2 separate regions of the Homo sapiens genome follow, and region 2 is linked to region 1. A link is an interaction called in ENCODE POLR2A ChIA-PET data of the cell type or tissue named here. Cell type or tissue: MCF 10A. All regions are shown on one strand. Each heading gives the region's core, and the rest is flanking DNA. Links, peaks and the distances in the headings are about the cores only. Region 1 has its middle 3.2 kb from the start of LINC01843. Region 2 holds the start of LINC02999 (long intergenic non-protein coding RNA 2999).

Region 1 (5,370 bases), core at 220-5,219:
AATTAACTTTTTTAGTAAGTAGGAGTATACTCTAAAATAATGATAAAAAGTATGGTATAGCAAATACATAAACCAGTCACGTAGTCGCTTATTATCAAGTATTATGTACCGTACATGATTGTATGTGCTATACTTTTACACGACTGCAGTGTAGTAGGTTTGTTTAGACCAGCATGACTACAACTATGTGAGTAATGTGTGGCACTATGACATTACCACAGCTATGATGTCACTAGACAATATAAATTTTTCAATTCCATTATAATCTGGTCTGTTGTTGACTGCAACATCATTGTGCAGCACATGACTGTATATTATACTTCAACACAAAAGTTTACTTAAGAAAATAAATAGCGGCCAGGCTTGGTGGCTTACGTCTGTAATCACAGCACTTTGAGAGGCCAAGTGGGCGGATCACCTGAGGTCAGGAGTTTGAGACCAGCCTGGCCAACATGGTGTAACTCTGTCTCTACTAAAAATAGAAAAAAATTAGTCGGGCATCATGGCGGTTGCCTGTAATCCCAGCTATTCAGGAGCCTGAGGCGGGAGAATTGCTTGAACCTGGGAAGCGGAGGCTGCAGTGAGCCGAGATGACACCATTGCACTCCAGCCTGCGTGACAGAGCGAGACTCGGTCTAATAAATAAATAATTAAATAAGTAAATAGCTAAACCTGCTGACGCTACTGCATGAGAGAATTCCAGGGAGAGCTTGGAAACTGAGCATCTCTTTCGGTGGTATCTTCTGCTGATCCTTAGTTACTAGGTTTTCCAAAGTCCTAAAACCTGATGTCAGCAACCAGAGCTGTGGGGACAGAGGAAAAGAGGGAGGTGGCTTAGTAGGATGAGTGTCCCCAGGAGGGGCTGAGAGTGTCACTGGGCACACAGAAGCTCTGCAAAGGGATGGCTCTAGCCCTGCCTGAGCGGACCAAAGAGACCACTGTCTATGTTGAGCTGAGGTTGGCTCCCCACAAGCCTTCCGAGAACCTTGATCTGCTCAGATAAACCCCTTCCTTAGCCCTCTAGAATAAAAAGGAGAGAGCATCTTATTGTAGGCTGTAGGCAGGGGTGGGTGGAGGAGCTGAATTGGGCCCACTTTAGGCTGGGCATTGGATCCCAGTTTCACCAGTGTCTTTCTACATTGTTTGAGCTCTCCCAGATTGTCAGCTTCCTGCTGGCCAAGCTCAGCAACCCTCAGGGCATGGCTTGGCACTTGAGAAGTTTCCAGTGATGTTCACCTGAGTGGGGGTGGGAAGGCAGGAGTTAATGGCCCCACCTGCACCATGTCTCAGGGAGGAGAGCTCCTCACCCAAATGTCTGGATGAAAGGCAAAGAGGTATTCACTGGACCATTCAATGCCAGAGGGCCCTAAGAGTGCCTTGTACACAGTAGGTACTTCCACACCCTTGTTGAAAGTCTAGATGGAATGAAGTGTCCGGTCCTGGGTCTGCCTTAAAGCCAGGTAAGAACCTACTCTGTAGGGTGGAGAGGCCTCAAGGTTAGGCCCAGAGAAGGCAGGACCTGCCCTAGGCCACACAGAAGTCCCTGGTGGTGGCTGAGTTCTTGGAGAGGACAGTGGCAGCTTGAAAAACTAGTCCATGAAGTCAGAGAGAAGCACATACCTTCCTATTGCCCTGCCTTCTCCCCACGTACAGATGGCAAACTGAGTCTTAGAAGGCATAGGTGCCTAGTCCCTGCCTCACAGCTAATCTGCTGAATCTTGGATAAGTGCTGTGCTATCACGCCCACTCCTCTAATCTCCCTCTCCTTCCCCAGTCCTGAGTTTCTTCACAAAAGCATCACTGCCTACTCACACCCACCCACCCTTTGCATGCCTCTAGAATAGGGGTCAGCAAACTGTTTCTGTAAAGGGTCAGATGGTAGATCTTTTTGGCTTTGAAGTCCATAGGCCCATAGATTCTCTGCTGCAGCTCCTCAACTCTGCCTTATAATGTGAAAGCTGCCAGAGGAAACATGTAAATGAACAGGTGTGGCTGTATTCCTTTATTTATGGACGCTGAAATTTGAATTTCACATAATTTTTACATATCTGGCTGAGCGCGGTGGCTCACACCTGTAATCTCAACATTTTGGGAGGCCGAGGCAGGCGGATCACTTGAGGTCAGGAGTTTGAGACCAGCCTGGCCAACATGGTGAAATCCTGTCTCTACTAAAAATACAAAAATTAGCCAGGCATTTTGGTCCATGCCTGTAATCCCAGCTACTCGGGAGGCTGAGGCAGAAGAATCGCTTGAACCCGGGAGGCGGAGGCTGCAGTGAGCCGAGATTGTGCCACTGCATTCCAACCTGGGCAATAGAGTGAGACTCCGTCTCAAAAAAAAAAAAGTAAGAACTATTCTTAGCTCATGGGCTATACAAAAATGGGTAGTGGGCCAGAATTGGCCTTCAGGCCACAGTTGGCCAATTCTCTGTTGTAGAATGTGCCATCCTGGGGCTCAGATTCCCCATAATCACTGAGGCTGTAAGTCCTGTCCTACCATACGGGTGGTATGAATGGCGAACTGTTTGGTTTGCTCAGGAATGGGGGTTTCCTAGGCTTTAGATTTTTTGGTGCTAAAACCAGTACAGTCCCAGGCAAACCAGGACAGAACAGTTGGTCACCCTAGGTAGTAATCATTAACCCAGAGAGGGCCAGGCTTCAGGAGCCAGCTGGCCAGGGTTCAGGTGTGGCCCCCAGGGCCCCCTCCAGGCATTGCCTTGTCCTTGTGGTTTGTGGTAGGGCCTTGTCCCATTGGGGCTGGCCCTCTGCAAGGAGATGCCCCCTCCTCCATGCAGGAAAACCTCTGTGGTCTGGGAGCTCTCAAAAGGCAGGAAGTTGAATCATCAACTCCGGTAACGTCTCTGTCAGCCTGTGGGTCTGCCCAGGGAGCTCAGGGCTCCAGGCCCAGGGGGCTGGCTCTGCGCTTTGTTTGCTGCTTTCTCTGAACAGGAAAGCTTCAGAATGAGGCTTCTAGAGAAATGAGAGCTGTTGAGTCAGATGGGGAGGAGCGCTGGATGTTAGGTTGACCAAGACTCTCACCCTGCTCTGGCCTGGACTTGCTTTGTGGCCTTCAATGACTCTCTCGCGCTCTCTGTATTTTGGCTTTGGCTTCTACCACAGAAATGCTGATTCTTGAAATCCTCTTAAATTAGGAGTATGAATGATGACCAAAGTGGGAGCACCCCGGCTTCCGAAGACCCGTTTTATCTTTTCTACCAGGGATGCAGGCTGCTCAGACACACTTCCCTGCCTCCTGCCTGCCTGGGAGAAGGACCTGACCAGCCACCCCAGTTCTGGCCACAGGGGCTTTAGGAAGGTGACAAGTCTGGATTTAGGGAGATGGAGGAGAGGGGCAGAAAAGGAGGTCCAGGTTAAAGACAGTTATCCACAGATGACAATGATAACCATACCACCTGTTGTTTATTAAGCACTGACGACGTGCCAGCCTTTCAATGATCTCATCTGATCCTCACAATGACTCTTTCAGTTAAGGATTATCATCATTTTCATTTTATGGGGAAGGCAAATGGAGCCCAGAGAGGATAAGTACCTTGCCCAAGGTCACACAGCTACCATGAGGTGCAGTTGGCATTAACTCTAACTGTGTTAGACTGTGGCTTTGAGGGTTGAGGGCTCAGGAAGCCCACAGGTAGCAAGGGAGGGATGAGACTGGCAGAGAAGTCTAGAGTAGGGTCGGGGGAGAAATTGTTCTTTCTTCCTGGTGCTGCATAGGGACATCCAGAGAATACTAAGAAGTCTGGGGTTTGCTAGGCTTGGAGACCATGTTCCCAGACCAGGGATCATGAGGACACAGTCCCTAAGCCCAGCAAAGCCCAGACTACCTACAGTCTGAATGCTGAACCCCTCGAGACCATTTGGAAAATCTGTCGAGGGCTTGAGGAGGAAATTGGATACATAGCAGGATTTTGCTACAGAGCAGAAATGAGCATTTACTTTCCGAGCAAAGACAGCCCTTCTCCAAGGATGCCCCTGGGTGTCTCTGTATGTACCTCCCCAACCCAGCATGGGTGCCATGCTCAAGGTTCAGACAGAGGACCACAAGCCCCATGCTGCACCATGCATAATGTCCCTCTTCCCCTTTGACGGGGGGGACGATGGGAGCTTGGCAGAATTTAACCATCCTTAGCAGAGGACCACGCCTATGAAGGGCCAATAGGGCCAGTGATGGGCTGTGCTCCTGGGGTGGGGGCAACCCTCAACTTGCTGTCCTCAGTAACACAGCCGATAGATGTCTCTGAGAAAAGAGACCAACCCAGCTGTGCCAGGCAACTGACTGGACCCCTGACTTGGATTCAGGTCAGGTCTAAAGATGCCTTCTCCCCTATTAGCATCAGGTTCAAAGCCAGGCTTAGCCAAACCCTAAACATTCCTTACACTTTCTGGGGAACCACGAAATTCTTCATGAAGCCCTTAATTTAAAAAGCATCTTGTAGGCTGGGCACGGTGGCTCACGCCTGAAATCCCAGCAGCACTTTGGGAAGCCGAGGCGGGCGGATCACGAGGTCAGGAGTGAGACAAGCCTGGCCAACAGAGTGAAACCCCTTTTCTACTAAAAATACAAAAAACTAGCCGGGTGTGGTGGCATGTGCTTGTAATCCCAGCTACTTTGGGGGCTGAGGCAGGAGAATCGCTTGAACTTGGGAGGCAGAGGTTGCAGTGAGCCGAGATCGTGCCACTGCATTCCAGCCTGGGTGACAGTGCGAGACATAGTCTTAAAAAAAGAAAAAAAGAAAAAGAAAAGAAAAGAAAAGCATCTTGTGCTGGGCACGGTGGCTCACGCCTGTAATCCCAGCACTTTGGGAGGCTGAGGCAGGTGGATCACTTGAGGTCAGGAGTTCGAAACCACCCTGGCCAACACAGTGAAACCTCGTCTCTACTAAAAAAAAAAAAAATTAGCCAGGTGTGGTGGCAGGCACCTGTAATCCCAGCTACTTGGGAGGCTGAGGCAGGAGAATCACCTGAACCCAGGAGGCGGAGGTTGCAGTGAGCCGAGATCGCACCATGGCACTCCAGCCTGGGAAACAGAGGGAAACTCCATTTAAAAAAAAAAAAAAAGCATCTTGTTCTGTCTGCTATGTGGGCTCTAACTGGAATTGGTAGGGCTATGGGCTCCAGGAGGCTTCATTAGCCAGAGGACCTACTAGGACTGGGCCTGCACTGATATCTTGAGGTAGAGGTGGGGGCCTGGAAGCTGGGTGCAGGGCTGAGGCCCCTCACTGGGTCTGCACTGAACAGCTAGGCCCAGGAGCCAAATCATGGTTGCAGACATTTGGCTTCCATTATCTGACTATTTGGGACAGCCTCAAGCTAGACTTGATTACTGCAAACCTGAAATAGTTCCTTATTAGAC
Region 2 (5,370 bases), core at 114-5,113, 67 kb before region 1:
GCGCTTGGCAGCACGGCCCTTGCCCCAGTGCTTGAAGGTCTGGTCCATCTCCTGTGCATGAATAAAAAGCAAGGGGAACGCTGAAATATCATCTCTTTGGAATTCAGCATGAGCCCCACTTCTCTACTCTCCTGTGTTGACACATTAGTGCTATTGTGTTGCATCTGCTGGTGGATCTCCTTTCATCTGCAGGCCACACAAAACCCCCTCATGTAAAGCTGCACACAAGGCTCTCAAATTATGAGGACACTTTAGCAGTCATTCCTCTTATAGAAGGGCTCACAGTCTTAGGGAAGGATTGCTGCCATTTCAGTGTGCTCCACTGTGCCCTGATACAGAAAGTCCAGACAAGCTAAGGCGGGAAAGCCAGGCTGGGAGCCCGTGACAGGGAAAAGTTAGCAGACGAGTGAGTAGACCAGATGGATAGGGCTTTGAATGCCACACCAAGGTCTTTGGATTTTTCTGCAGGCATTGGGAGCCACCCAAGGATTTTGAGCAGGAGAGTAACATGAGACAAACTGTGCTTTCAGAAAATTAAGTTGGCCGGGAGGAGTGGCTCACACCTGTTATCCCAGCACTTTAGGAGGCCGAGGCAGGTGGATCACCTGAGGTCAGGAGTTCAAAACCAGCCTGGCCAACATGGCCAAACCCCATCTCTACTAAAAATACAAAAATTAGTCGTGCGTAGTGTTAGGCGCCTGTAGTCCCAGTTACTTGGGAAGCTGCGGCAGGAGAATTGCTTGAACTCAGGAGGCAGAGGTTACAGTGAGCCAAGATTGCACCACTGCACTCCAGCCTGGGTGACAGAGCGAGACCCTGTCTCAGAAAAATAAATAAATAAAAATACAAAAATTAGCTGGGTGTGGTGGCAGGCACCTGTAGTCCCAGCTACTTGGGAGGCCGAGGCAGGAGAATCGCTTGAACGCGGGAGCTGGAGGTTGCAGGGAACGGAAGTTGCAGTGAACTGAGATTGCGCCACTGCACTCCAGCCTGGGCAACAGAGTGAGACCCTGTGTCAAAAGAAAAAAAAAAAGGAAAATTAAGTTGATAGCTGTAGCTCAGAAGGTTCAGAGAGGGAGAGGCTAGAGTCCAGGGGGCTCTAGATCAGATCACTGGGAGACCTTTGTAAAAATCCACACCCCAGGCCAGGCACAGTGGCTCACGCCTGTAATCCCAGCACTTTGAGAGGCCGAGGCGGGTGGATTATCTGAGGTCGGGAGTTTGAGACCAACCTGACCAACATGGAGAAACCCTATCTCTGCTAAAAATACAAAATTAGCCAGGCGTGGTGGCACATGCCTGTAATCCCAGCTACTCGTGAGGCTGAGGCAGAAGAATCACTTGAACCCGGGAGGTGGAGGTCGCGGTGAGCCGAGATTGTGCCATTGCACTCCAGCCTGGGCAAGGAGAGCAAAACTCCGTCTCAAAAAAAAAAATCCACACCCCAGCCTCTGCCCTTCAAGATTTTGTTTCAGGTGGTTTGGGGAGGGAACTAGGAATCTGCATTCTCAAAACATTCCACAGGTGCAGAGGTCATTGTGACAGGCTGCTAAAGGGGACCAGACCCCAAATATGGGGCTGGGAGTCTAGGGAGAGAGGGGAAATAGATGGGGATGCTACCCTGAGGCGAGCCCCACCTGGCCTCTGCCTGTTTAAGGGGCTGAAGGGAGGAAAACATGAAGAAGACCATCAAACTGGGCCAGGAGAGCTGCCTGGAGACTGGTGCCCGGCCTGCAAGGCAACCTTAGAAGAAAATCAGATTTGGGAGATGATGACATGGGACATTCCAGGTGACAAAGGGGCCTGGGACTTGGGGGATGGTGAATCTGTGAGCACCTGGCTCCTACTTACAGTCATGGAGTATGTGGAACTGGGAAGGGAAACTGTCATTCACATCTCTCAGTCAAAGATACGTAGGCACATGCATGGACACAAACATAGCCCTCTTCTGCAGGAGTCAGAAAGGCTGGTGATTCAGAGACTGGGCTCTGTAATCCAGCAGCCCTGGATTGAAATCCTGACTCTGTGGCTCTGGCTGAGTCACCTGTCCTCTGTGAGCAACAGCCTCCTCACCTATAGAAAGAAAATGTTGCCAGCAGTTAACTCAATATGGCTTTGTGGTGACTCGATGAGATGCTGCATGCAGAGGCTGGACACAGTGCCTGACACAAGGAGAGACTCTGTATGGAAGCTCTAAGGGTAATACTAAAAAATGCAATCTCACTTCTGAAGCCAGGGAGCCATAAAGTATTTCATTCAGAGTGCAAGGAAGAAAGTCCACAGGAAGACATGAAGCCTTTTTTTTTTTTTATACAGAGTTTTGCTCTGTTGCCCAGGCTGGAGTGCAGTGGCATGATTTTGGCTCACTGCAACCTCTGCCTCCCAGGTTCAAGCGATTGTTGTGCTTCAGCCTCCCGAGTAGCTGAGCTTACAGATGCACGCCACCACGCCCAGCTAATATTTTGTATTTTAAGAGAGATGGGGTTTCACCATGTTGGCCAGGCTGGTCTTGAACTCCTGACCTCAAGTGATCCACCGGCCTCAGCCTCCCAAAGTGCTGGGATTACAGGTGTGAGCCACCATGCCCAGCCAGCATGAAGCCTTTCATTTGCTGCTACCCATTCCGTATGGCTTTCTCTGGGTGTGTGTTTGGTGAGTCCTTTGCCTTTGGTTTCTAGGACTCATAGAGAAATGACAGACCCTTCCTACTGCATTTAATTGGAGAGGAGCACAGAGACCTGAGATTATAATGATGACGTCTTAAATGTCAAGTGCTTCAAAAGTCTGCTGTTGCACTCACTGTCACCCTAAACAGCTCTGGAAACCAAAACCCTGCAGCCACCTAAAGCATGCCCTGAGTCTCTCAGCCAGGTTTCATCTGGGAAATCTGAGTGACAGTGACGTGCAGGCAGCTGGAAGACGCACAGTAAACCGAGGAGCCTGTGATGAGCTCAGAGGAGGTGAGTTGATGATCTGCTATTTATAGCCCCACTAAGAGGCTCTGGCCGCCAGCTCCATGTGAGTCTGGGTGGAAATGATGCCTTCGCAGAGCTGAGAGCACAAAATGAAGTTGGTGATTCATGGGCAGCAGCCACTTGAAAATATGAACACTCCTGCGTCCCCAGCCCCGCCGGCCTTTCACACCCATTTGGAGGCGTGTTGAGCAGAGCTGCTAGCCTGCTGCATCCTAGTCTGCATGTGTTTGGGCAGGATGTGAGGACAGGCCGGTTCTACCCTGACAAGGAGCCTGCAAAGGGCAGCAGCACGCCTGGGAGCACTCCAAGAACGTCTGCCCACCCCCCGAGAGGCCTCGGCTGGAACCCAGGGCAGGGCTGAGTAAGAGGTAAGCCCCGAGAGGACCTGCGGTCACAGAGAAAGGACACTTCCTGCTCCTGCCCTCTGTCTCCAGGGGCGACGCTGGCAACAGAGCAGCTTTCTGATGACGCTTGTTCTGCTGAACATACAAAAATTTACAATGAGGAAACCCTTGCAGCTTGACATTTCCCCCCGCACAATTCCACAGCCCAGCACCTGTCACCTGAAATAGCTATTGTTTATTTTCCTCAGTAACATCTTGGCTTCCAGGCCAAAGTCTACTTGGAGGCCCAAACTCAACTCACCCTATGTGAGGAATGCCCTGGAGGTCTCTCAGTTTCCCACAACCAAACTGGATTTAAAGGGCCAAACCAGGATAAGGAGGCCAGCTGAGCTCTGAAGCCAGATTGTCTGGGTTCAGATTCTTTCTCTACACTTGCAGCCACGTGGCTTCAGTCAAATTGCCCTCTGAGACTCAGTTTTTCTCATTGGTAAAATGAGGATAATTACAGAACCTACCTCACTGGGTTGCGGTGAAGGGTGACATTTGAGTAGTGGTCAGCCCAGCATCCAGCACATGGACAGACTTGATACTGGACACTGCTGCTGCTGCTTTTGCTGTTGAAGTTGTTTTCACTCCTGGGTTTTGGTCCCTGTACTGATAGCACTCCTTTGCACACAGTCTATGGCACTGAGGTTCCTTGTGGAGGTGGTGCCCTGAGGCTTCAATAGAGACCCTCTGCCCATCACAAACAAACCCCATATCAGGCTGCCAAGCATAGTGGACTTCACCCCGGGGGCATCTCAGCCCCATGCTTGACCGGCCCCTGCCTTTGCCTAGGAACCAAGTGCCTTTCCCTTGGGGCTGGGCTTTGCCCGGGTTGACTACCCTGATGCTTCTGCTCCTCTATGTCCTGGGGTGGTCTTGGGGGTATTAACTGTCACCATCCAGTGGAGGGTTTCACCGAGGGTCCCAGGTGCTAACATGAGGTCTGTGGCCAGCAGGCAGCCTGGATGACTGGCCGGATAGGCAGCAGGGAGGGCCTGGATGACTGGCCGGATAGGCCCACCTCACCTATGGGCTGCACTTGCAGCACAAACTGCTGATTCATGGAGACTCATGAGGCCTTGGCTATCTGTACATTCTCCATCTCCAGCTGTCGGCCAAAATATAATTGTAGTTGTCACTTTGGCAGAGAGATACTATGATGTGTCCTATCTCCAAGGCAGTGAGCTTTTGGAAGATAGGAGGGATCTGCAGCTGCTCCTGTGGAGAGAACCATTCTGGAAAGTGGTCTGTGTGAAGTGCACCCAGGTGCAGTCCCAGGAGTGGTGTGAGCAGCAGGGTGAGGCCCTATATTAGAATGGGCACTGGTGTTGCCTGTGTCTGCATCTACAGTAATGCAATTCTGATGACATCAATGAATAACAGAGAGGCTGCCATTGAAATGAGGCATTGTTGGCAGCTATGCGGACTTGGAAAACAGCCACCAGGCTTATGCACAAGTCAGAATCCATCGTGTGTGGGGTAAATGAGTGGTTAGACCATGGGGTACATGGTGTAAGGGAGATGATGCCAGAGACATAGCTAGGACCAGACTGAGAAGCAAGGGACTCGAAGACCAGGCCATGCAGCTTGGACTTGATCCTGGACATAGGGAAAGTGATGTGATTAGAGGATGTGGGGGTTCTGGGCTCAAGCATCCTCGAAGGGTCGCACTAAGGGCAAGGCTCCCCCTCCCCACGGCAGTTGGCAAGCAGCGGCTTGCTGTTTGAGAAGGTGTTTACTCCTCTGGAGCATGAGTCCCACACTCAGAAGGTGCTGAGACTCTGCTCGTAGGGTAAGCATATGAAGGGCCGGTCCCAGCCAGGACAGCTGGGAGTGCGCAGTCAGCAAGGCAAAGCACCAGGCTTATGTCTTCCCTCTTCTTCCATCCTTCTTGGCCAGGAGTTTATTATTGAAGCACCTGTGTGCAGATGTGCTAAATGTAGATGACTGCACCACTCAGGTCAAAGGTCAGGGAGGCTCCTGGGACTGAGAGATGACCCCGCTGC

Evidence for each region. ChIA-PET counts read pairs that join two places held together with the same protein. Peaks named below come from ENCODE experiments on the same cell type or tissue, not always from the same donor. Only the 100,000 strongest peaks of a DNase experiment are listed, where the experiment ranks them.
Region 2: POLR2A ChIA-PET joins it to region 1 with 85 read pairs; 10 of 35 experiments call an interaction of 5 or more read pairs at or near these places.

What each region holds. Positions count from the first base shown.
Region 1 is chr5:134,500,660-134,506,029 of GRCh38, forward strand. No RefSeq gene overlaps it. Among named protein-coding and RNA genes, the nearest start is that of LINC01843, 3.2 kb to the right of the region's middle. RefSeq lists an enhancer at 2,809-3,148. In MCF 10A, for the core only: no CTCF peak of the experiment used is centred there; a DNase peak (open chromatin) is centred at 2,902.
Region 2 is chr5:134,433,691-134,439,060 of GRCh38, forward strand. LINC02999 (long intergenic non-protein coding RNA 2999) reads right to left here and starts at 1,357. Exons shown (of 3, transcript NR_105044.1): 1 at 1,300-1,357. RefSeq lists enhancers at 2,528-3,727, 3,145-3,334, 3,435-3,504, 4,750-5,265, 5,266-5,370. In MCF 10A, for the core only: no CTCF peak of the experiment used is centred there; DNase peaks (open chromatin) are centred at 2,011, 3,231 and 4,791.